2 separate regions of the Homo sapiens genome follow, and region 2 is linked to region 1. The links are chromatin loops, found by intact Hi-C in ENCODE. Cell type or tissue: PC-3. All regions are shown on one strand. Each heading gives the region's core, and the rest is flanking DNA. Links, peaks and the distances in the headings are about the cores only. Region 1 holds the start of SSPN-AS1 (SSPN antisense RNA 1). Region 2 has its middle 19 kb from the start of SSPN.

Region 1 (12,304 bases), core at 2,111-10,110:
TTTTTCTTTTTTAAATTAAATTAAATTAATTAATTTATTTATTTATTTATTTATTTATTTATTTATTTATTGAGATGGAGTCTTGTTCTATCTCCCAGGCTGGAGTGCGGTGGCACTGTTTCGGCTCACTGCACCCTCCACCTCCTGGATTCAAGCAATTCTCCTGCCTCAGCCTCCCGAGTAGCTGGGATTACAGGTGTCCGCCACCACGCCTGGCTAATTTTTGTATTTTCAGTAGAGACAGGGTTTCACCATGTTGACCAGGCTGGTCTCGAACTCCTGACCTCAAAGTGATCCACCCGCCTTGGCCTCCCAAAGTGCTGGGATTACAGGCATGAGCCATCGTGCCCAGCCCAGAATTTTCTTTTTTAAAAAGTGTGTTTTCTTACCTCTAGGATAGCAAAAAAATGCTTGACATAAGGCACATGGGCTCTGGCATATCGCTGAAGCTTGCTTTAGAATCCAAGTTCTCTTGCATTCTAACTTTGTGATACTGGGAAAATGTCCTAATCTCACTGAGACACTTTCCTCTTCTCTAAATCACAGGCTACTGATGAAGGTTGTTATGAAATTCAATGAAACAACATGTCATAGTAAGTGTGCAGGCCTGTGTCTGGCATATTGAAAGGGCTATCATTATGAATTGCGTGTTGCTAGACACTTAGGTGTTATCTTCCCTTATACCTGGAGAAGCATCTAGAGCTCCCTCTGAAGATTTCTGCTTAAACTTGTATTGGGAAATCCAGCTTTATACACACACACACATTTTATATATACATATATATATATATACACACACACACACACACACACAGTTTTTCACTATACTGTCACTCAAAACACTCAGTACTTCATTTCTGACCATTAAAATGTATGGGCTTTTTTTTCCCACATCAAGCAATTCTCTAATTCTCTGCAGATACCAACTGGGTGTCCTATAGTTCAATACAATCCTGATACCAATCCAAGTTAGCACAGACACCACAGGTTAAGGGTTCAGTCCCACCAGACTGCCCCCCACTTCAGATGCCAGTCATAAGAAGTAGGTCCCTATGTTACCCACAACTTCTGTTCCACTTGGCTACAAATCAGAAGTTCTCATGATCCTCCTCTTGGGTTCAATAATTTGCTACAGCTGCTTGCTCACAGACCCAAGAAAACAGTTTACTTACTAGATTACTGGTTGATTACAAAGGCTATATTAAAGGATACAACTGAACAGCCAGATACATAGAGCAAGGTATGGGAGATGTGGCATGGAGCTACATGCCCTCTCTGGGTGGACAGCCCTCCCAGCACCTCCAAGTGTTCAGCAACCAGGAAGCTCTGTGAACCCCAACCCTTTGAGTTTTTCTGGAGGCCTCATTACATAAGCATGATTGATCGTTGATCATTAATGATTAACTCAATCTCCCACCCCTTTTCCCTCCCCAGAGGTTGAGAGGTGGGGCTGAAAGTTGCAATCCTCTAATCACAAGGTTGGTTTCCCTGGCAACCAGCCTCCCATCCTTCAGGGCTTTCCAAAAGTCATCTCATTATTAAACTCAGGTGTGTTTGAAAGGAGCTTGTTATGAATAACAAAATATCTTTATTGCTATTATCAAGATTCCTGGCCAGAAACCAGATATGAAGATCAAAATATATATTTCCTATTACATCATAATATTACAATACACAACCCAAAGACCCACATACCACTAAAACAGGGAAATAAAAGAAGAGTTGGAAAGTGGGGAATGTACAGGCTATGTTTTTAATTATCTCCTTGGTAATATAAACACGTCAGAGACTGCTGTATATTTTGCTCATCTCTAGCTGGCCTAAGACTCTGGGAATCCTTAGCCAGTAGATGAGGAGGACATCTTTGTTTTACCATAATATTGTAAAAGTTCCAGAAGGGTGGGGACCATGTGTCTAACTGAACTCAGTAAAGCTGCTTAATAACTCATTAAATGAAAGGATAATAATAAAAAAAAATGTGTGCCTGTCCTCAGCAGTTGGGTTTCAAAGGACTGCAGCCACAAGGTCCATCTCACATGGCTTGGCCCCGGGAAGTGAGTGGGTGTGCTGGCGGCTGCACTTGAAGCTGGTTTTAATGATACCCTCCAACAACTGCATCCTTTGCTGATACAGCTGTTTCAATCTTGCAGCTGTTGTGCTCTTGCTTATATGTCACTGTTTAAAATGAGGATAGCAGGAAAAACTCTTGGGGCCACATATAGAACCCCCATGGGCAGAGTCCTCAAACTGGGATGTTCCGGAAGCAAGAGAGCCAAGGCTCTGTGTTATGCAGAAAGCCTGGGCTTCTGTGACCTCTGTGTATCAATCAGCCCAGATTCTAGACACTCTGTCCTGGATAGGGCCCCAGGATAGGCCCACTGGGCAAAGCACGAGCCGATAACTCAAACTGTTATCCGTGAACCTGACCAGGCGGGAGGGAGTCAGTGTGTGTAGTTTATAGGCCACAGCCATGAGGCCATATGTCTTTTACAGCCAGCTGGAGTGTCAGGCTGATCCCATGCTTGTCACCTGGCCCTTTTCTTCCCTGGCAAGTGACTGCTGATTCCTCTTGTAGGCCCTCCAGAATCTGGGACTATCAGTGCAGGTTGCAGGTTATGCTGTGCAAGGGTTTTTAGTTTCTTTATTTAGCCATGGAATCTCATCTCCCAACAAACTCTCAGGCCAAAGCCGGATATATAAAAACAGTTAGTTCTGGAAGTATTTGGCATGAAGTGGTAGTAGATGAACCAAAGCTGGCTATCTCTGCCACACCAAAATTCACTACACACACACACACACACACACACACACTCACAGACACTCATTGAGTTACCTCTATAGAATTCTTAGGACTCTAAGCAGAGGCAGTTAGAAAACCCCTGATAGTGCCATTTTTTTCATTTTTATAGATGAGAAAGCAACTCTAGGTCTTTCCTGCCTAATGTAGAAGCTACTAGTCCCAGGTAGCCACTGAGCATTTGAATGGCTAGTCTGAACCGGGGTGTGCTGTGGTTGTAAAACACATGCAGGATTTCAAAGACTTGGTACCAAAAAAAAAAGAATGTAAAAAATCTCATTAATACATTTTTTATTGAGGGCATGCTGAAGTAATAATAGTTTGGATAGATCAGGTCCAATAAAAAATACTATTAAAAGTAATCCCATTTGTTTTGTTTTACTTTTTAAAATATGACTATAAGAAAATTCAGAATTACGCAGTGGCGTACATTCATGACTTTCTAAATTATAATTGTATTGAACAGCAATGGTTTCTATTGTTTTGCTAAATGCCTTTTCAAGGCTATCTGGATCATTGGAGACAGGTCAGAACTCCTAACTAAGTGCTCTCTCCTTTCCACCATCCCCACATGATTCATTTACATGGAGAGGTAATTGACAGATAGAAGCTTACATTAACATCCTTGGGGAGTTTCCTTTAATTTAATGGGATAAGAGGAAAGAACTTGCAGACAAAGGTAAAGGTGGGGTAGGATTAGGCCCATGGATGATCTTCCTAATGACTTTTGTTATCTAGAGCATTGACTTAGAAGCACCAACTTAGAAACAAGAAGGGCTGAGTCTAGAGCCTTTGACAATTACTCTCTCTCCTTGCGTAAGTCACTAGACTTCCTGGGTCTCATTTTTCTTATCTGTAAAGTGAGGAGATAAGTTCACAGCACCCAAAGTCGTCTTCAGCTCTGGAATTCCATGACTCACCATTTTTGTCTTCACCCATATTCTTCAGTGCTAGCAAATACTTTTTGATATAGTGTTCCTGCATTTATTTCTTTTAACTTCTTGATCACCCTCTTCTCCTAAAACCCAACTTCAGCTAAGATAAGTAGGATTGGGAAGGGAAGATTATTTCGAAGACAACTGCAAGTCACTCCTCTTTACTCTTGACCCCAACAGCAGTGAAAGATGAGCTGTGTGCTCTTACCTCTAGCTCAGTAAAGGAGGACCAGGAGGAGGAAGACGGCAAGGAGGGAATGAAGGGGGAGGAAGCAGAGAGATGGGGAAAGAAGAGGAAAAAGATGAAGAAATAAGAAGAAAATGGGTTTTAGCAATGCATACCTGAAGGGATGATGAGCCTGGACTCTCTGGACTCCTAGATTATGAACTCCTGCAGTGGACCATGTCCTATTTTTTGGAGGCGTTGGGGGGAATTGTCTTACGCAGCACCCAAGCACACTGCTATGCAATGGACCACAGATAGGAAGCAAGCACTGCATTTGGCTCACTGAGTTTGTAGCCCCTGCCTTTTATAGCCAGCAAGTTGATAATAATTGTGAGAGTGAAGGCAGATGAAACACACAGTACTCAGAGTGAGATGTCAAACAACAAATTTACTGAGCTTTTTACCTTCCTTCTGAGCCCCTATGAAGCAGAAAACACCCAGACATTGTTTTAAGTTAGGGAGTTTCCAGCTTTGCAAGTGAACTCCCTGGCGGAGGGCCAGGCCTGCCGTCAGCTCGTGGGAGCGAGCAGCATTCTCGGGGTTGTGTTGGAAGTTCCAAGCGTATGATGCATTTATGGCAGGATGGAGCTGGTACCTATAGGTTTAGGGTTTAATTTTTGTTCTAGAACGTACTTCCTCTCTGAATTGCCGCATGTGCTGAGACGCTGGTTGTGCTGTTTCCTTCTGAAGCCCTCTCTGTTTTAAGTGTTGCCTCGAAAGGAATGATGAGGCGAGAAGCTTGTCTCAGGCCCCAACCACACCTGGCAGCCCTGAGGGGAGAGCAGTGTGAGGGGACATGGCTCTGTGGCCCACAGTAACCCATTGTCTTCCCTTCACGTGGGCTTCGCAGAGGGCAGAAGGGACTGGCACTGCTTTGAAAGGCAGTGTGAACTCAACCTCTCCCGCCCACACCAGGGACACCAACCTTTGGGGTTAGCTTAGCCAGCAACCAAAGAACATTTAATTAAAACATACTTTTTAGAAAGGAAGAAAAGAGGCCAACACAAAATAGCTATTTAAAATGCCAGATTTCTGGAAAATCAGAAGAGAGTAAAGCTGGAGCAAATTCTCCGGTGGTGGTGGTCAGGGGGTTGCAGTCAGGACTCCTTCAGGGCCATTATCCTGCTGCTTCTGGTGTCCAGTACCTGCCTCTCAGAAGACAGAACACAAAACCAAGCTCTACCAAAGCCAATAACCAAGTATCAAATACTGTGAATCAGGGTTCCTTTTGGAAGTGTCCACTGAGGCCCTCTCAGCCAGAACACAAAATTCATTTCCCTTAATATCCTGCAGGCATATGGATAAACTGCTCCTTTGGCAGTTTCTTAACTGAATGGGGGCTGATGGAGCCCAGCCAGGCTCCAGGTAAATGAGACTGTAAAGTGGGGCTCAAAGAAAATGTCCTCTGGGTTGCGCATGCTCTGTTGACACAGGGCTGGTTAAAATGTCCTGGAGTGGGAGGTCCAGGTCCAGGTCACTTCCTTACTAGTGCCTCAGGGAGACTCTCCCTTCTCACCAGGGCTTATGGTCCTTTGTATTTTTCTCACAGAACTGAGGATCCCAGCCCTCCCATCTCCATCCATGCTCAGGGATTGTAGTGGGGGAAGAAGGACCTCCCTTTCTGCGTGTCCCCTCACTTGTCTTCTGAGAGCTACCTGTAAAAGAGACAGGCTTTGAGCTACAAACAAAAGCCAAGCACTCCAAATCTAGGGAATTGCAGGGTCACCTTGTACATTACTCAACTTGGACTGCCGTAACAAAGTATTAATACAATAGACTGGGTGGCTTAAACAGCAGAAATTTATTTTCTCATGGTTCTAGATGTTAGAAGTCCAAGATCAAGGTGCTGGCAGAGTTGGTTTCTTTTGAAGCCTCTCTCCTCTGCTTGCAGATGGTTGTCTCTTCCCTTTATCTTCGCAGGGTCTTCCTTCTATGGTATCTTCTCTCTTTATAAGGACACCAATCGCCTTGGATTAGGGACCACCTTATGACCTCATTTTAACTCAATTACCCCTTCAAAGGCTCCGTCTTCAAATACATTTTGTAGTACTGTAACTCAAATGTGTAGTGCTGTAACTCAAATCTCTTCAAATATATTTTGTAGTACTGTACTCAACATGTGAGTTTTGGGAAGACACAATTCAGCCCATACACCATGTCTGTGACTTTCAAGAAGGCTGGGAACCATAGCAACACACCACATTTAAATCATCCAATAATGCCATTCCATTTCCTCTTCTTCCCCAAATGCCCCAGTTTTATTGGCCTTTCTGAGCTCCTTAGGCCAGTTTTCTCCAGGATTTCAGTTCTCTGTGGTGCTGAGGACATTCCCTGGAACATTTCCCTTGGGGACAGCAGCATTGCCAAGGTGGAGGCCAATGTGCTCCCTCACCCGCGACTCCTCCCTTGCTGGCCGTTCCCAGCTCAGCCAAAGCAGAAAGTGAGGCCCAGTTAGAGGGTTGTGGTCTTGCCCGAGGAGCCAGGGCTAGCAGACCTCCCAGTCCCCCAGGGGCAACGTTCAAAAAGATAGCCTTCTCCTCATCAGCTTGTACGTCCTGTTGTGTTTACAAGCAGGCCTTCTCTGCATGAAACAGGTTCCAGATAAGGATGTTCAGAATTTGTTTGGCTTCCCACCACTCCTGAAAAGTAATTGCCTGGTAGTGCAGGCTGGGAAAGAAGACAGGATTACTGAGCCCAGAGATGATCTCTTTTAACCCCTCTGTTTTTTTTTTTCAGATCAATTTAAAGTTACTTTTCCTACCCCTGAACCAGATCAACAACCATCCCCTTTACTCTGGGCTTTGCAATTCAACTCTATTTTCTATGATTGCAGTGCTGAGCTTATTAAACAAAAGCAGCTCTTGTGAATCCTCTCCCTAAGATGATCGTTCCTGGGTGGTCCTTCTTGGGTGGGTCCCTGGGCACAGAAACCCCAGGCCACGTTTCCTCCTCTGCTCAGCACGCTGGGCAGATTCTGCCTCCCGCAGCTCAGCTCTGGCTCATCAGGAGATAAGATCAGAGACACTACGGAAGGGCCAGGTTTTAACAAGGCAGAAAATACAAGCTATTCCAAACATGAGGCCTACTGTGCAAAAAACAAACCCCCTGGCTTTGGGGGCCCTCTCCTGGAGAGGGTTTCTCTGCTCATAAAGATTGGTATCAAGGGGTGAGGAGGGAGTCATGCCATCCCAGCAGGACCTCCAGTTGAGGGCTTCACTTTCAATTACCCAAGAGCAGCTGTAGACTGCTGCTTATGTAATGGGCTCTGCGCCTCCTTCTCGGGAGGAGGATGTGGAACCGTTTTGTGTTTGCTGAATAATGAGTCATGGTCAGAGTTAGGGAGCAGAAACAGTGACTCTCTCCCCTGCATTGCTTCATCCGGAACTTCTAGTAAAGAATGATAAGCCCTGAGTCAGTGCCCAGTGGGGCCTGCCCTGGAAGGGGAAGCACCACAGGAGGCTCTGAAATGCAGGCCCCACAGAGCCCACGCACCAGGCTGAAGGAGACTCTGGGGGCATTTGAAGCCCAGATGGGCTGCTTGCAAGAAGATTCACTGTTTATTTAGGCCTGTAGCTGAGCTGCCAGGGTTTTCCTATCTCGGGTAATCACAGCTCCTCCAGCCAGGATCCAGGAGTGTTGGGGTGAAGACTGAGGCTTCAAAATGAACAGAGCTTTCTCCAAACCTCATTTTAGCTCTAAGAAATGAAACAAGTCAGCCGTACACGGTGGCCCTGCTGTAATCCCAGCATTTTGGGAGGCTGAGGCGGGCGGATCACGAGGTCAGGAGTTTGAGACCAGACTGGCCAACATGGTGAAACACCATCTCTACTAAAGATACAAAAAAATTAGCCAGGCATGGTGGCGAGCGCCTATAATCCCAGCTACTCCGTAGGCTGAGGCAGGAGAATCACTTGAACCCAGGAGGCGGAGGTTGCAGTGAGTCAAGATTGCGCCATTGCACTCCAGCCTGGGTGACAGGGTGAGACTCCATCTTAAAAAAAAAAAAAAAGAAAGAACAAGTCTGAGGGGCGGGAGAAAGGGCACGTTTATATCAACTGAGAAGTCAAAAGGTTTGGTTTTAGCCAGAAAGGGAAAAAAAAGACACATTATTGCTCACATTCTGAGGTCAAACAAACAAACAAAACCCCTGAGAAAACAATATGAAGCCCTGTAAGAAAAGGCTTAATGGACCAGAAATTATTTGTTCCTCTTCATGTTTCTGAGAAATGTGGTTCAAACTTTATAGACTTTCCACATCAGCAAACAATTAATCATGGCTTGCACTCCCACCCCACCATGCTTTTCAACATACCTAGCAAGAAGCCACAGGCCATTTCTTGTCTTTCTGTAGCAAATCACAGACCAGATCTGGGTGCATAAGCGAGGTTTCCTATGGAGTTGGTGGGTTATTCTATGGTGGGTGCTGCAGGAAGTTCAGGGCAGCTTGCCTAATGCACAAGGAAGGGAACATTTCCTTCCCTGTGCAAGGCTTCAGGAGACTGACCCCTGCCTATGACAGCATAACACAAAGCTCAAGGTCAAACTGCCTGGGTTTGAATCCCAGCTCTGCTACGGGCCACCAGCTATGTGAGTCTGGCACACAACTGATTTCTCTGCTTGGATCCCTCATCTGTAAAATGAAGGCAACAAAAGCTGCTACCTCGTAGGGTGGTTGTGAAGACTAAAGTAAAACTTGTAAAGCATTTTGAGTGTTTTTCTTTTTCTCCATCATTATCTTTTAAGGTTAGCCTAATGTTCATCTCTAGTGACTTCTATCTAAAAATTTGTTAGTGAGACAGAATAGCATAAACAGGTCTTATGGCCAAGCAGATATGGCCTTTTTACAACTAGTAAAATTTTTCTTTAGAATTTTCATTTGCAAAATGGAGAAAATATAAATTTATAGTAAGGATTCGATAAAGTATATAAAGTCGTTTAGCTTAGAAAGTGCTCAATAAGCGGTACTTTGGTTATAATTCTCAATAGACCTGAATCTCTGCTCAAATAAGTTCCGTATTTCATTATCCCATGTAGCAAGATGAAATCCCAACACCCAGATCACAGACATCCCTTTAGAGTATTTCTACACATATTTATAATATAAAATTTCAGAGAGGAAGGACATTCATAAAATTCTAATTTAAAACAAAATCCTTAAGGCATCTAATTCTTAAGGCAAAACATTTTGTTGTTTGGTTGAGAAAAGGAAGGAGGAAAGATGAGGCAATTCTTTAGATTCTTTAAAGAAGGGCTCTTTCAGCTTGAGTTATATTGATTGACTTCCTGGCTTGAATCACTTCATGGTATTTTGTTCAACTCAGCTGACCATAGGAAGCAGATGACATACCTCCTCTGAGACTGGCTCTTTAGCACCAGATGGACAAGATAAGTGCTATAAGATGAGGGGCAGCCACATGGCTGACATCGTCATCGTCATCATCATCATCATCATCATCATATCATCCCATGTAGTGTCCACATGTAGGGAGGAGCACTTCTTGTGTGTTGAGCACAGCACTAAAGGACTTTACATATTAACTCAGTTTTATCCTTACAACAACCTTGTTGGCTTAATATTATTATCTCTATCTTTTTTATTTTTATTTATTTATTTATCTATTTAGAGACAGGGTCTCATTCTGTCACCCAGGCTGGAGTGCACTGGCATGATCATAGCTCACTGTAGCCTTGAACTCCTTGGCTCAAGCAATCCACCTGCCTCATTCTCCTGAGCTAGGACAATAGGCATGTGCCACCACATCTGGCTCTTTTTTGTTGTTGAGAAGGGCAGTGGGGGGTTCTTGCTATGTTGCCCAGGCTTGTCTCAAACTCCTGGCCTTAAGTTATCCTCCTGCATCGGCCTCCCAAAGTGCTGGGATTACAGGTGTGAGCCACCGCACCCAGGCTGTTTCCATCCTAAGAATGAGAAAATCATGTTCTTTAGAGTCTTTCAATCTGTTCATGGTTCTGCCGCTAAGTGGTACAGCAGGGGTGAGAATCCAGGATCCCAATCATGGAAGCTTTTTCCATTAGGCTTTATGGCCACTGCTGCTGAGGGTGGGGCCTTCCCGGAAGCCACTCTCACCCATGCCATTGTGGTTTATAAATCATGCTAAATGTCCCTGCTAAGCAGCCCAAGCTGACCTGCTGGGCTAGTGGCCCTGTCCCGGGAGCGCTCACAGGCAGTGTTGGGAGAGACTGCAACCATTGCTGACAGGCCGGAAGAGGCATTGCCATCCTCAGACTCTTGGTGCAACTGAGATGAACTTGACAGAAATGATTTGGTTCCACAGGAAAATATAATTCCCCCTAAGTTATTTTGTGGAGTCAGCGGTAAGGGAGGCAGGGGCGTCCCCAGTGTCTTGGTGCAGATATTGGTGCCCCCTGAGAGGGCAGACCTGATGGCCCGGACAAGTTTCCTTTCTTGAAACAACGTTAATTTGTCCAGTTTTGTGGCTTTTTTATGTGGAACAACATTAGCTCATCCAAGCTTGTGGTTTATTTGAAAACGAAATTCCGGTAAATCTTTCGCACCATCTGGCAGTGTGGTGATTGGCCGCGAGTTAGGAACAAGCCACTGAGCACACAAGAAAACAAAGCAGTGAAAACCCACCACCCCAAACAGAAAGGCTTTCTGTAAATTTTGTGCCTCAGCAACCCCACGGGGCTCTCTGAGGACGGGTCTCCCTGTGAGCAGAGCTGTAACCTGTCACTCTTGGGTGGGAATCTGTTTCCTTCAATAGCTAAGGCCTAGTGGAATTTCTTAGGGTAAGCTTTAGCCAGGGTCTTACATTCTTTCTTTAGACACAGATTAGCAAGGACCCTCTGAGGGCACATTCAGAGGATCTAGAAACCAACATGAGTGATCAGGAGAAAAGGGAAATTGAAACATCAGTGGTTGACTCTGGTGTGTGGAAAAATGAGTGGGCCTGAGTCCCCGAGGGACATAGAAGATGGCATTCTCACTTATCTGTCTGCCACACCCAAAAATCCTTCCCTGGTATTCATTGCACACATAATAAATGTTTATCCAGTGCCAGCTACATGCCTTGCACTGCTTTGGGCACAGGGGAGAGAACTATGAACAAGACAGTCAGAGCCCTTGCCTTTAAAGAGCTTATATCCTAATAGCATAGGCAATTTAAAACACATGATTTGAAATACTAATTTTGGCTGGGCACAATGGCTCATGCCTGTAATCCCAGCATTTTGAGAGGCTGAAGTGAGAGGATCGCTTGAGCTCAGGAGTTTGAGACCAGCCTGGGCAACAGAGTGGAACATTGTCTCTACAAAAAATGAAAAATTAGCTGGGCGTGGTGCCATGCACCTGTGATCCCAGCTACTCGGAAGGCTGAGGTGGGAGGATTGCCTGAAGCCAAGAATTTGAAGCCGTGATTATGCCACTGCACTCTAGCCTGGGTGACAGAGTGAGGTTCTGTCTCAAAAAAAAAACAAAAAACAAAACAATGTAATAATTTCAAATACGTTAAGTGCTATGCTGGGGACACACAAGGGGCTGAGGAGAATGAATGCAGGGAATGAGTGATCTTTAGCTAGATGGCTCAGGGAAGGCTCTTGGAGTCAGTGTTTCAGCAAAGAACCCATGTGAGATGCTGGTGACTGTGCAAGGTGTGGAAAGGCCTCTGTGCTGCAGGAACTGAAGGGCCAGCCTGAAGAGGTATGCAGAAGAAGGAAGAGTGCATGACAGGAGGAGGGGGAGGCAGGCAAGGGCCATGCTCACAAGGCTGTGAGAAGTCATTTCTCCCTTTCATGCAGGGGAAGGGCATGATCCAGCTCACATGAACAGAAAAGCACTTTGCCACTATGAGGAGGATGGATTGTAGGAGGCCAATAGTGGAAGCAGAGCAACCACTGAATAGGTTATCTCAGTTGTCCAGGCAAGAGACAATGGTGGCTTGAGTCAAAGGGATAGCAGCAGAGAGGGAGAGAAAAGACATTTGAGCTTGAATCAGGAGAATTTGCTGATGGGTTTGATATCAGGGAGTAAAGGAAGGGTTCCAATAAGTATGAAGCTGGTATTTGAAACCATGAGAACTGATGAGCTGACCTAGCTGATGGGAAGAGAAAAGCATTCCAGAAAAGAAATATGTGGGGTTTCTCACCCTGTGACCTGCATGGGCATCTGGGCAGGAGTACACACAGAGGCTGTAACCCACATCATGGGGGCCTCATGCACAGATGTTGGACACTTCAGCCCACTGGTACACAGCCCCCAACCCCTACCACCTGCCTCTCACAAAGCACTCATTGGCTATTACCCCAGGACGAACATGGGAAAAGGCATCAGGCAAGTCCTAGAATTTGGCCTTGAGCTTTTTGGGTGGA
Region 2 (12,304 bases), core at 1,722-9,721, 97 kb before region 1:
AGCAGTTGAATGGGGGAGATTGAGAGGAACAGCTTTGCCCATTCAATAATGCAAGTAATAATAAATGTAAGTGCTCATCATTTGTCAAGCATGGTATGTAATTATAATTACTTTGTATAAATTATCACATTTCACCATCATAGTAACTCTACAAATAGGGATTGTTTTAATCCTCATTTTATGAATGAGAAAACTGAGACTTAGAGAGATTAAGTAAATTGGTCAAAAATCATATAGTTAGTAAGTGATAGTGATGAGATTCAAACCCTTCCCTTTAACAGGGTTCTTTGCCTCCCTCTGCTATTTTGGGATGATGCTGTGGGCTCTCCTTCATGTCCTCTAGAATACAGAGGTCACTTTTAGCCTGAGTTTAGGTCTAGAAAGTAAGGTCAAATCAGAAGCAGAGGTGGGTTACTCAGTAAATGAGTATGTATATAAATAAATGTGTGTGTGTATACATTTTTGAATTTGCCATTGTAATAGCTATAACACTGCTGACATTTTCCTAATAGTTTTGGTTCATTAATTTCTAGTTACTTCAAACTTCATCAGGCAGCTGTCCTGTTGAACAACCGTTCTCAAACAATAGTTTGGTGACCCCTGGAGGTCCCTGAGACCCTTCTAGGGGGTTTACAAAGGCAAAACTGTATTCTTAATAATACTAAAAATTGTTTGCCCTTTTTAATGTGTACAGTGGAATTTTTCCAGAGACTGCTTGATATGTTCTACTAAACACAATGAATACTGAAGGAGTTATGAGAATCTAGCTATCTTCTAATCATTCTAGAGATTTACAAATATTTAGAATAATGCCCCTGTTTTCCCTATTTTTTTTTTTGTCAAAGAACTATAGTTATTTTTCATCAAAGTATTTATGTGGGTTTATAATTTTGTTTTTAAATGAATTAATAAATATTTTAAAAGATCTCAGTTTTAACTTTTAATACAATAAGTATCAATAGATATAATTCACATAAACAAAATATCTTTGAGCTCCTTAGTAATTCTTAAGAACATAAAGAGTTCCTAAAACCTAACTTTTTGGGACTGTTGGAATAGAGGAAGGAATCCTGGAATTGGCATCAGAAGCCAAGGCTTCACCTCTACCATTTGTCGCCTCTGTGATGTAGGGGAAGCCATCTAAACATGCCAACCTTAATTTTCTCACTGATAGCAGTGAGAGGATAGTAGCACATACCTGCCTCCTAGGTGTAGACCATATGCAATAATGTGTGCAAAGTCACCCCATTCATGAGAGTCTCTTATAATTTCATTTTATTTTTGTTATTATTTTTTGAAATGGGGGTCTCACTATTGTTGCTCAGGCTGGTATTGAACTCCTGGCTTCAAACCATCCTCCTGCCTCAGCCTCTCGAATGGATATAATATTTGATGGGTAATAGATTCTGCTTATTCAGCGTAAAGTATACATTCACCTTAGAATTTTTTAAATGTGTATGAAAATAATTCAAGCATATGGTAAAAATGTTGAATATTCCAGAAGGACTTTTTGTGGAAAAGTCTCCTAGCCTTTACCCCGTCACTCCCGCTCCCTGGAGGTAAATATCCACCCTTGCTCACTGCTGTTTTCAGTTCCTTAGGTAGTTACCATCACAACTCTGCATAATAGGCTCATTTCTCTGTTTCTCGATGAGCATTTTTAGACTGTGTCTAACAAGTCTCTGATGCGAAAGATGAGGATATAACTCATTTGTATTATATTATCTCCTATTAGATGCTAATCTATGATTTTTAATAGAAATAAAGTAATTTTCAATAAACGGCATTTGCATTGCTGTGACTTTGTAAATAATGTAGCCTGCATGTTCTTCTCTATTGGCTCTACGCCAAGATTAATCTTTGTGCCACTTGGAGACGGTTTCCCACATAAAATACAAATGTGTTTTCAGAATATCCTCAAAAACACTTGTTTTTAATCATTCTGTTACATGGAATCCACTTTCTCTCTCTTTTTTTTTTTTTGAAACGGAGTCTTGCTCTGTCGCCAGGCTGGAGTGCAGTGGCGCGATTAGAATCCACTTTCTTTACAGATCTCTCTCTCTCTCTGTCTGTCTTTCCCCATGAATCATCTATCTATTGTTCCAATCTCCTATGTTGATTAGCTTCCAATTTTTATTTTATAGATACAATATCTTTATCAACAGCCCTGAGGAGAGTAAAGACAATTTTTTAACTAGCTCTCTTCTGTTTGCTGAATTCTCCCCATTCCCTTTGAGGGCTCTTTGTTTTGATCCTTCTGTTTTGTGCTGTTGATTTGATTTATACATTTCGTGACCCTTCACTGCCTATTTGTACTTAGACACAGGGACAGGATATAATGGCTGACGGGCTTCTGGGTGATTTCCAACTTCCAGAACTGGGAAACTTTACTCTGGGGTGTGAACTGCCATTCTAGGAGTGTCTGTGTGTTTCCTTTCTTTAGAAAAGAGCGTGGGGACAAATGTCAGGGTGGCCTGTAAGGGTGTCGTTCTGCATTTAAGAGTGGAAGTAGTGGTGGTGGGTGCAACTGTTCTCTAAATAGATCTCTAATGAAGTCCCCAGGTTTCAGGTCCACCTTTGAACTTTGCCCTCTGTAACTACAGATTCAGCCACTCCTGGGAACCCTGGTGCATCCCTACTCTGGAGCCTTTCTTTTTGGGGATATCCAGGGCCTCTTCTGCTATCATGCTCTTTTTCTTTTTCCATTGTCCAGATATTTGCTGATCTCTTTCATATGCTGATATCTTCTTTGCTTTCTCCTTACTCTTATAGGTTTCTTCTTTTTTCTCTTCCTGTTTTACTACTTTATGACCATTTCTATAGGGTTTCAGGAAGGAAGGTAGGCAAATACATATGTTCAATCATCGTCTTTTATAAGAAGCCTGTGGTATTTCTCTTAGAAAGCTATTTTAATCATTGATTGACAAGCCATTGTATCTTCAAATTTTATATTTCAAGGAATTTGGAAAGTAAATCTCTATGCATTAAAATATATTGCCCTTACCATTTTTCTTATTTCGTTTATTACGTCAACTGTGGCTTACGTGGATGATTAAACTTAAATAGTGTCTTCAAGGATGAATGAAGCAATGAAGATTTATTTAAACAATACCATAAAACTACTAGACAAGGAAAAATTCATTTGCAGCCATCTCCAAAACTCAAAGAAATATGTGATACATGAGATTTCTATATTAAGTTTATAAATTTTTTAAGTGAACCATCCTATGACATGGAAGGCAAGCTTGCCTGGCTAAAAGCATCCCAGGGAGGAAATGGCCAGGGTTTCGTCAGTCACCAAGAAGATAAATACACCCTGCTTAAACCCAGTAAAGGTGAAAAATAAATCAGGAAACTTCTTTGCGGTAGCCATGAGAAATGTTAGGCATTATTTGAAGGTCAAACTCACACTTTCAAGGCATCATCACTAACTTATACAAGCCTGATCTCTAAAGACTATCTTGGTTAAATATTGATCATGCTTCAAGCTCCACTTAAACTGCAAATACTGACCACATCTACCTATTTTTCTCATTATCAGCTTTATTGAAGTATGATTGTCATGTAATACACTGCACATATTTAAAGTGTAAAGTTTGGTAAGTTTTCCCATCACCTTCTAAAATTTTCTTGTGTCCCTTAGTAATCCCTACCTCCTTCCCCATCCTGCTACCCACGCTTCCTTCCTTCCTTCCTTCCTTCCTTCCCTTCCTTCCTTCCTTCCTTCCTTCCTTTCTTTTTTTGACAGAATCTCACTCTATTGCCCATGCTGGAGTGCAGTGACAAAATCCCAGCTCGCTGCAACCTCCGCCTCCCAGGTTCAACTGATTCTCCTGCCTCAGCCTCCCAAGTAGCTAGGACTACAGGTGCATGCCACCACACCCGGCTCATTTTTGTATTTTTAGTAGAGACGGGGTTTCACCATGTTGGCCAGGCTGGTTTCGAACTCCTGATCTCAGGTGGTCCACCCACCTCGACCTCCCAAAGTGCTGGGATTACAGGCGTGAGCCACCGTGCCCGGCCTCCCCCTACCATTTCTAGAAACCATTGATCTACTTTCTGCCTCTATAGATTAGTTTGCGTTTTCTAGGATTTTATACAAATGGAATCACTAGATGTATTTTTTTGTTTGTTTTTGGTCTGGCTTTTTTCCCTCAGAATGATTATTTTGCAATCCAGCCATGGGTTTGTTTCCATGTTAGGGATATTACAAATAAAGTTGCTATGAACATTTGCCTACAAATCTTCATTTGTGGGTGTAGGCTTTTACTTATCCTGGGCGAGGTCATATGATAGACGTCTTTAACTTTTTAAGAAATTACCAAACTCTTTTCCGAAGTGGGTGTAGCATTTTGTATGCCTACTAGCAGCGTGTGACAACTGCAGTTTCTCTACATCCTCACCAACACTTGAAATGCCCAGTCTTTTCAATTTTAGCTATTCCCATACCTATGAAGTGACACCTCGTTGTGATTTAATTTGCATTTTCCTAATGACCAATGATACTGAACATTTTCTCAGGTGCTTATTTGCCATGTATCTTCTCTTGTGAAGTGTCTGTCCAAATCTTTTCCATTTTTTATTGGATTATTTGTGTTTTGATTACTGAGTTGGAGAGTTCTTTATATATTCTGGATACAAGTTCTTTATCAATATGTGATTTGTAAATATTTTCTCCCAGTCTATAGATCACCATTTCATTCTCTTGCCAGGTAGCTAATTTTATTTTTTTGTGATTTTTATGGGAATTTTTATGTTTTAAACAATGATAATAGTCATATTTATAATTAGCATATTCAGGAATCTATTTGTTTTAAAGAGCTATACAGAAAAGCTGAGGTGATGCCAAAATTTTAGCTCAATAAACCAACATTTGAAAAAAGCAGTTCACTTCAACTGTGAGATATGAATCTATAATGGGAAATACAATTCTATGGAATTCACAGAGCTTACTTGTTAAAAATAAAAAAAATTACAAAAACTGTAATTCTAATGGGCTTAAAAAGCAAATTCAATTCCGAGTATAAAAAATTTATTTTGAGTTTTTTTTTTTTTTTGAGACAAAGTTTTGCTCTGTCACCCAGGCTGGAGTGCAGTAGCATGATCTTGGCTCACTGCAACCTCTGCCTCCAAGGTGCAAGCAATTCTCCTGCCTCAGCCTCCCATGTAGCCGATATTACAGACATATGCCACCACGTCTGGCTAATTTTTGTAATTTTAGTAGAGACGGGGTTTCACCATGTTGACCAGGCTGGTCTCAAACCCTTGACCTCGAGCAATCTGCCCACCTTGGCCTCCTAAAGTGCTGGGATTACAGGCGTGAGCCTCAGTGCCTGGCCTATTCTGAGTTTCTTAAATTGCAAAAAATATTTCAAATGTAGTATTTCTTTTAGCTCTCTCGGTTTCTGTCTGTCTCTCTTCACGTAGATATTTTAGCCTGAATTATTCTAATGAAATAATTTATTCAGCCACGCTATCTTTCAACCTTTTATAGATAGAAGACTCATAATCATCAGATTGCCATAGAATATTTGATTATGTGAGTCACATTCAGTAGTAATGAAAGGGGAGACTATGAGAGATGGCCCTAAACCTTTTACAAGGCCCTCTAAATCCTTAAAGCGGTATCAAAAGTCTGCTAAATTTACTTCTGGAATTAAGACAAACTCTAAATAAAGATGTTCAAACACTGTGTGTTAAAGCCAGCAAGCACCCTAGACTTGCTTATGCCTTTTCTGCAGTCAATGGGAGGCTGTGCGTCACTGTACAGCTCCACTCACTAACTTCTTTATCAAAAATCTTCTCCCTTATTTCTTCTCTTCTCAAGTGCTTGCACCAATTAAAAATATTCTTCCAAAAATAGTTGAGATTTACATGTTCTAGATATTCTTTGGAAGTAGCGACTTTGTCCTCTAACATGGGAACATCGTCTCCCCCAGTTGCTGAAGTCAGATAGATACTTGGGCACAGTTTTCTTTCTTCTCTCATTCCCAATTCTACCCCCATTTCAAGCCATCATCGTGCCTCTGCTGGTTGAGTACAGCAACCTCCCTCTTGATGTACCTGCCTCCGTTCTCTTCCTCCATCAGTCCATTATTCACACTGTTGCCAAGTGATATTTTCAAAATATAAATCCAAACACATTACTTTCCTGATCAAATATTTGCCATAGCTTTTTATTACCTTAAGAATAAAGTCCAAATTTTTTAGTGGGACTTTGCAAGGTTTTCCTTGTTGGACTTTATTCTTAAGGTAATAACAATACGAGAAGAGAGGGAGATAGAAAGAAAAAAAGTTCAGAATACAAAATGAGCAAAGCTGAATGATTGAATGGATATAGGGTTGTGGTGAGGATCCAATGAGATGATTTAATTAAAAGGGATTTGTGAGACATAAAACACTATTTTAAGGCTACTATTATATTATTATTCCCACCTGTCTCTCAGTGAATCTCTGAGGATTACTGAATACCAGAATTTCACTTTTAAGTGTTGTGTTATTCCAGCCTAGGCTCCTGAAACCCTCGGACATGGTGCTGGTTGCTACATGGCTCTAGACACTCAGATAAATCTTGGACCCCTGGACACCTTCGTCTGCATCCCCAGTGCTTAGAGGTGTAACCTTGAACAGTCATGCTGCCCAGTGTTCAGTAAGTCAGGGTCATTCTGGGAGAGGAACTGTGAAGGTGGCGGAAGTTCCCCAGGCATCACACATGACTCAGACCCATTCTGCCCCACCCGTAGCTTCCCCTCCCATCAAGGAGCTCCTTATTTTTGCCTCCTCTTGTTGTACTTACTGTGGAGGGCCGTGGAAGCCTTTGAGGACCAGAAGTCTTGAGGCGATAGGTTCTACTCGTGAATCCTTTGAATGCAAGGAACAGAAATCCTAGAAACTGGGAACTAGAAAAATCAGCAGCTGGAGCTAGTCTGGAGATCCTAAGTGTCATATGATCTGTCTGACATCTGCATCTGACAGAGTGCTCTGATCTTCTGTGCCGGCTGGCTCTTTACACACTCATCATGCACAGGACCCTGCATGGCACCCTCCAGTTCTATATCTCTCACGTGTATCATGACTGCTCATCTCTAACGTCCACTAACGACAGCCCTAGTTGTTCATTTCCAATTCCATATATTCTCATATGAATGGTCCAAATTGTCATTTGACTAAGGCCCCCAAGTCTAAGCTCACTGACTGGCCTATGGGTCAGGTCACCTGGGTTAGGTATTCACCAGCTACCCAATTACTTGAGGCCGCAAAATACAAGGTCATGTGTTTTGATGCTCACTTAGTAGGCACTAGAGTGAGAATTCTTCAAGAAAGCAATGTGACTAGGGCAACCATAATTCACATCCCTAATAACTGAGAAGCAACAGAGTGTAGCACTGAAAAGCGTAGACTCTGAAGCCAGACCACGTTGTTCAGACTTGGCTTCACCAGGTAACCTTGGGTAAATTATTTAACTTCTCCGTGTGCTTTGGTTTCCTCATCTGTTGAATGGAGATTATAATAGTACCCATCTCATAGTGTTATTATAAGGACTAAATGTATGTGTGTGTGTGTGTGTATGTGTGTAAGCCCTTCATGTTTAGTAAAAAATATATATAAGTGCTAGTAATCATTATAGGGATGGAAATCTGAAGCACAGAATAAGGTAAATTAAGAAGGGTTGTAGATGACTGGTTGTATAATAGCTGCCTGGATAGAGGGTGAAATTCAGCTAAAGTAGAGAGGGGTGGGGAACAAAAGCAAATATGTGAACACAGTAAGAATGAATTCAGAATTCATCAGTTGAAATTTGGGGGGCAGAGATATGGGAGGGGTTAGGGACATAGGAGAGCAAAAAGGAACAGAGTGGGTCTGGCTTAGGTGCAGACACGTGCCTCAGCAGCACAGACACAAGAAGCTTGGATATGCCCTTGTGGTCACAGCATCTTCTAAATGGGTCTTCAGCAACTCTGGCCCCTGGTCTGTTCCCCCAGCAAGAGCAGCTGGTCTAGGATAAAAACCTGAAAGCTTCCTGAGGAGTTTAAAGATATATTCTCTTGAGATATGATGTTACTGTAGATATCTAGACTAGATTAATTCATTAAATCATTCACTTATAGAGTAGTCATTTGGCACTCACCATGGGCCAGTCTATGCTGGGGGGTACAGCAATAAACAGAGCTCAGCACCCCACAGCTTACAGTGTAGGAGGGAACATAATATCCCATGAAGGATGGACAATGACGGGAAGACTTGCAAAGGAGAAGCAAAGTTGAAGCCCTGGGAAAGGGCTGAAGGAGCAGAGCTGACCTAGGCTATGGGTCAATCAAGGTAGGCTTCCTGGAGGAAACTACAAAGGCTGAGTGGAGGAACACTGGGACGGGAAGAGGGGAGAAGAGCATCTCAGGCACAGAGAACTGTGTGTTCAAAGGCCTGACAGCAAGAAGGAGAGCAGTGCTTGAGGAATGAAAGGATCCTAGTGTGGCTGGACAGGAGAAGGTGAGGGCGGAGGGGCCAGCAGGGCCATGCTGAGAGGCTGGTGCTTTTATACTTTGGGCAATGAGACTGAGCTTGTCACCCGCAGACTGGATGACTGGATCTCACTCAAACTGATGGATTTGACCTCTCCTGTTTTGCTGGGGACAGGAGCCAGGCACTCTGAAGGGGGAGTAGGGGTCACGGTACCATCAGGGCAGAGGAGAATTCAAGAGCAAGGTGGGTCTGTATCAAGAGCAACTTCTTGAACTTCACAATTTTGCTTAGGGGCCTTGTATTCCTTAAACCACCACCAGGAAACCAAAGCTCTGCATGGATGTGTTTTCAGTTTTTCACAACTGCACCCCATACAGCCTCAGAAATCTCTATTTTACTGTCCCACCTTAGTTCCAAGTGCCTCCTAATAGGCCCTACAGAATGATGCCAGTGGACTACCTGAAAGTCATTAAAATGAAGCAAACACAATTTCATGTTTCTCTTAGTTTCAGGCTACCTCTTGAAGAGGCAACAGACACAACTGAGTAGTTTCTCTACAACCCTCACATATGTATACGGTGTTGCAGTATCTCTGATGATGCACATCACTTGGTAATTGAAACGCTCAAATGATAAATGATTGGCTTTTTATTTAGCTAGGCTTTTTTTTTTTTTTTTTTTTTTTTGCAGGGCCATAGTGAAATATTTACTTAGCCTGCTGTCTTTTTGTGTGAACAGGATACGGTTTGCCCTGGCTTGAGGATGTGCTCTGTGTTGTTTGCTCATGGCACTGTAGAGGACTGTTCCTCCAAGCACTTCCTTCTCTTCCACAACCCATCTTGAAACCAGAGAACCAGCAGGACTAAGGATGGAATTGAAAAAAGTTGATGAATTTATGTTTCATCTTCCATCTCTACTTCTTCTCCTGGAGGTGTGAACGAATAATGAAACTGCTAAGGAGAAAGGCAGCATGAAAGAAGGAGGCTGCACAATTGGACCTTGCAAATTCAAGATCTAGATCATTAGCTGCAAATCTGAGTTGGAGGTGCTGAATACTCATTCACACGGTCGTGCTCATAGCAGCAGCGAGATTTTTTTTCTTGTCACGATGAACAGAGTGTCCTGACACCTTGAGACATTAGGTGCTTGCAGAACATAGTGTGAGGTGACAAGGGAAGGGACTTGCCCTTCACCTCCACACCACTCCAAAAAGCCCTACCATCGTGCAAAATTACATACACAATCTCATGCCACAAAATATAAACCAACCACTACATTTAAGAAATTCGATTTCTCCCCCTTAACTGTCCCCTGTGCTTTCTGAGCACATAGCATATTTTTCCCTAATCTTAAAATTTAGCTTTAAAGTTCACTGTTAAGGAACTAAGCAGTTTTTTAGTCAAGAGATATATGCTGGTTTAAGATACACAAAAACTTGAACAGTACTTGAGATCTTTTGAGAGGAATGAGCAAGAAATCAGATATTTGCCTTTTCATCTTCTGTAGACTCATACAGCATCTTCTACATAGCTAGGGACTCAAGAATGTTGAATCTCCAAGCTAAAGCATCTATCAAATGTTATTTACATAAATAGAGCATATGGAGGGAAGCAAAAAAGTGGAGGGGTATTCAGAGAGGTGATAGCTCTGGAAAGGAAGAATAAAAAATTTCCAAGGAGGCAACAATTCCTACTGTCTGCCAGTCTGTCCAGGAGATTCACTAGACTGGCCACTCCAGTTCTCCCCAGTTCGGTTGTGCTCCAGGGAAGACAGTGTTAGAGGACAAGAAGCAGGCTGGAAAGAAAGTAGAATAATGCCCTTAGACTGCATGGAATCTCAAACAAGTTTTACTTTTGTGCTATGTATATAAGGAGATCTATTTTCTTTCTCACTGAGGTCGTATCAGTAGATAAACTGCGATCTCTGTGGAAATCTTTTTCCTTATTTTTAAAGTTTACTACTCATTTTTTTTTGTTCAAAGAAGCTGTTCTGAATAAAGTTACTCAATACAGTTGGAAAAACTGTCATTTGATCCACTTCTGTCTTTATCAGAATTCTGCGTTTTCTTCTCCTTGAACAGCAAAAATACTACTGTAAAACAAAATTATTATTTAGGAACAAAATCAGTTAACTTTCTGATTGTTGAAGGGAGATTGGTCAACAATGTTAGCTGTTTTCCACTGTCTTATTTTTAAGAACATGTAATATTATAGTTGTTTTCTCAGTGGTGGCTTAAAAAGGGAGCACGGTAAGAACTCATTCTAAAACCACAATTTCTCTTGGTGCTATAGATCAGTTTACAAAAGGCAGTTCTGTAGGCAATGTTATCTAAAAACATATGACTGTGAAAACAGACACCAATTATGAATCAAAGTTTAGGCACTTTTGTCTTTTTCTTTCTTTTCTTTTTTTGGCTTTGTAGAATAATCTTAGCTGAGCTTGTCTAGTGAGATAAATCGACTGACAGAAACCAGTAAACTAAATGCAGCACGTTGATGCCTGTCATTAGAACACCTGTGAGTGGAGGATAGCACTGTGCAACTTAAAAACAGGAGGTCAAAGATTGCTTTTTAAGAAATGGAAACGTATATGTAGAAATAAATGTTGTCCTTTTCAAAGTATTGATAGTTGCTTTGGAAGACCTTCCACTCATACAGTCTTGCTATTTCTCCATGTATTTTTGTTAGTTATTTTTTTTAGCATTGCTTTTAAACTCTGTGTGACACGTTATTTTGAATAGTCTATATGGGAGCCAATAGTATTCTTGAAGGATGGCTTTAGGCTTTGGAACAATTGACAGTTGTTTAGAGGTGAGTAAATCACGTGTCAGGATCAGAAGAGTTTAGAACTGGGAATGGGCTCTCCTGGATTTGAGTCCAGCACTGTCCTCTACTCGTAGTAAGACCACGGGTTAGTCAAACAACTGATGTGAGCCTCACTGGAGTCGTTACTCACTCATTCAGTCAGTCACTCAGTCATTCCATAGAGGTGTACTGAGCATTCACTATGGGGAGTGGATAACAGAAGATGAGGGATGGAGTGATTACCTCTGACTCCAAATTTCTGTCCTAGGTTGGTGATTAATCTTTTTTAAAAATAAAAATAACAGACTAAGTTTACACTAGCATTAAGTAATAAGAATGATATTATTTTGGATGGTTTTTAAATCATCATTGATGACATTTTCCAAAGAAAATGTTTTGAGCGACTATAGTTTTAGTAAGTAAAAATTCAACTTTTTTAATTGACAAAGGTGAAGGACCAGGCTCATTTCAGGTGCATTAGTTTGGTATCTGGACCCCGTCTCCCTTCCCCTTCCCCTTCCCCTTCCCTTCCCTTCCCTTCCCTTCCCTTCCCTTCCCTTCCCTTCCCTTCCCTTCCCTTCCCTTCCCTCCCCTCCAGTGGCTTGCAATCCTAGTCATGCAGCAAAATAATCTATGGCATCTTTGAAAAGTACTGAAAAATATGTAGAGGCTTTTAAATATGTGGAGTCTTTTAAAAGTACATACTTTTTTTTTTTTTTTTGAGATGGATCCTCTCAGTCACCCAGGCTGAAGTGAAGTAGGGCAATCTGTGCTCACTACAACCTCCGCCTCCCAGGTTCAAGTGATTCTCCAGCCTCAGCCTCCCGAGTAGCTGGGATTACAGGCACACGCCACCACGGCCGGCTAATTTTCGTATTTTTTTTAGTAGAGACAGAATTTTACCTTGTTGGCCAGGCTAGTCTCAAACTCTTGACCCCAAGTGATCCGCCTGCCTCAGCCTCCCAAAGTGCTTGGATTACAGGCGTGAGCCACTGTGCCCAGCCTAAAAGTACATACTTTAAAAAGTACATACAGGTGCT

What was found. Peaks named below come from ENCODE experiments on the same cell type or tissue, not always from the same donor. Only the 100,000 strongest peaks of a DNase experiment are listed, where the experiment ranks them.
Region 2: it touches region 1 in a loop (7-fold over the local background); 3 of 110 quality-filtered maps call a loop at or near these places.

What each region holds. Positions count from the first base shown.
Region 1 is chr12:26,267,589-26,279,892 of GRCh38, forward strand. It overlaps SSPN-AS1 (SSPN antisense RNA 1), which reads right to left and starts at 4,239. Exons shown (of 4, transcript NR_187469.1): 1 at 4,075-4,239. All of the region lies in intron 1 of LOC105369705 (a long non-coding RNA gene), which reads left to right. LOC105369704 (a long non-coding RNA gene) reads right to left here and starts at 8,467. Exons shown (of 2, transcript NR_188068.1): 1 at 8,271-8,467; 2 at 5,741-5,904. RefSeq lists enhancers at 4,381-4,600, 7,140-7,579, 7,600-7,649. In PC-3, for the core only: a CTCF peak has its summit at 7,073 (motif pointing left); DNase peaks (open chromatin) are centred at 4,463, 7,243 and 8,163; H3K4me3 peaks cover 648 bases; H3K27ac peaks cover 5,556 bases.
Region 2 is chr12:26,170,798-26,183,101 of GRCh38, forward strand. It overlaps a transcript of SSPN not described here. Among named protein-coding and RNA genes, the nearest start is that of SSPN, 19 kb to the right of the region's middle. In PC-3, for the core only: no CTCF peak of the experiment used is centred there; a DNase peak (open chromatin) is centred at 6,704.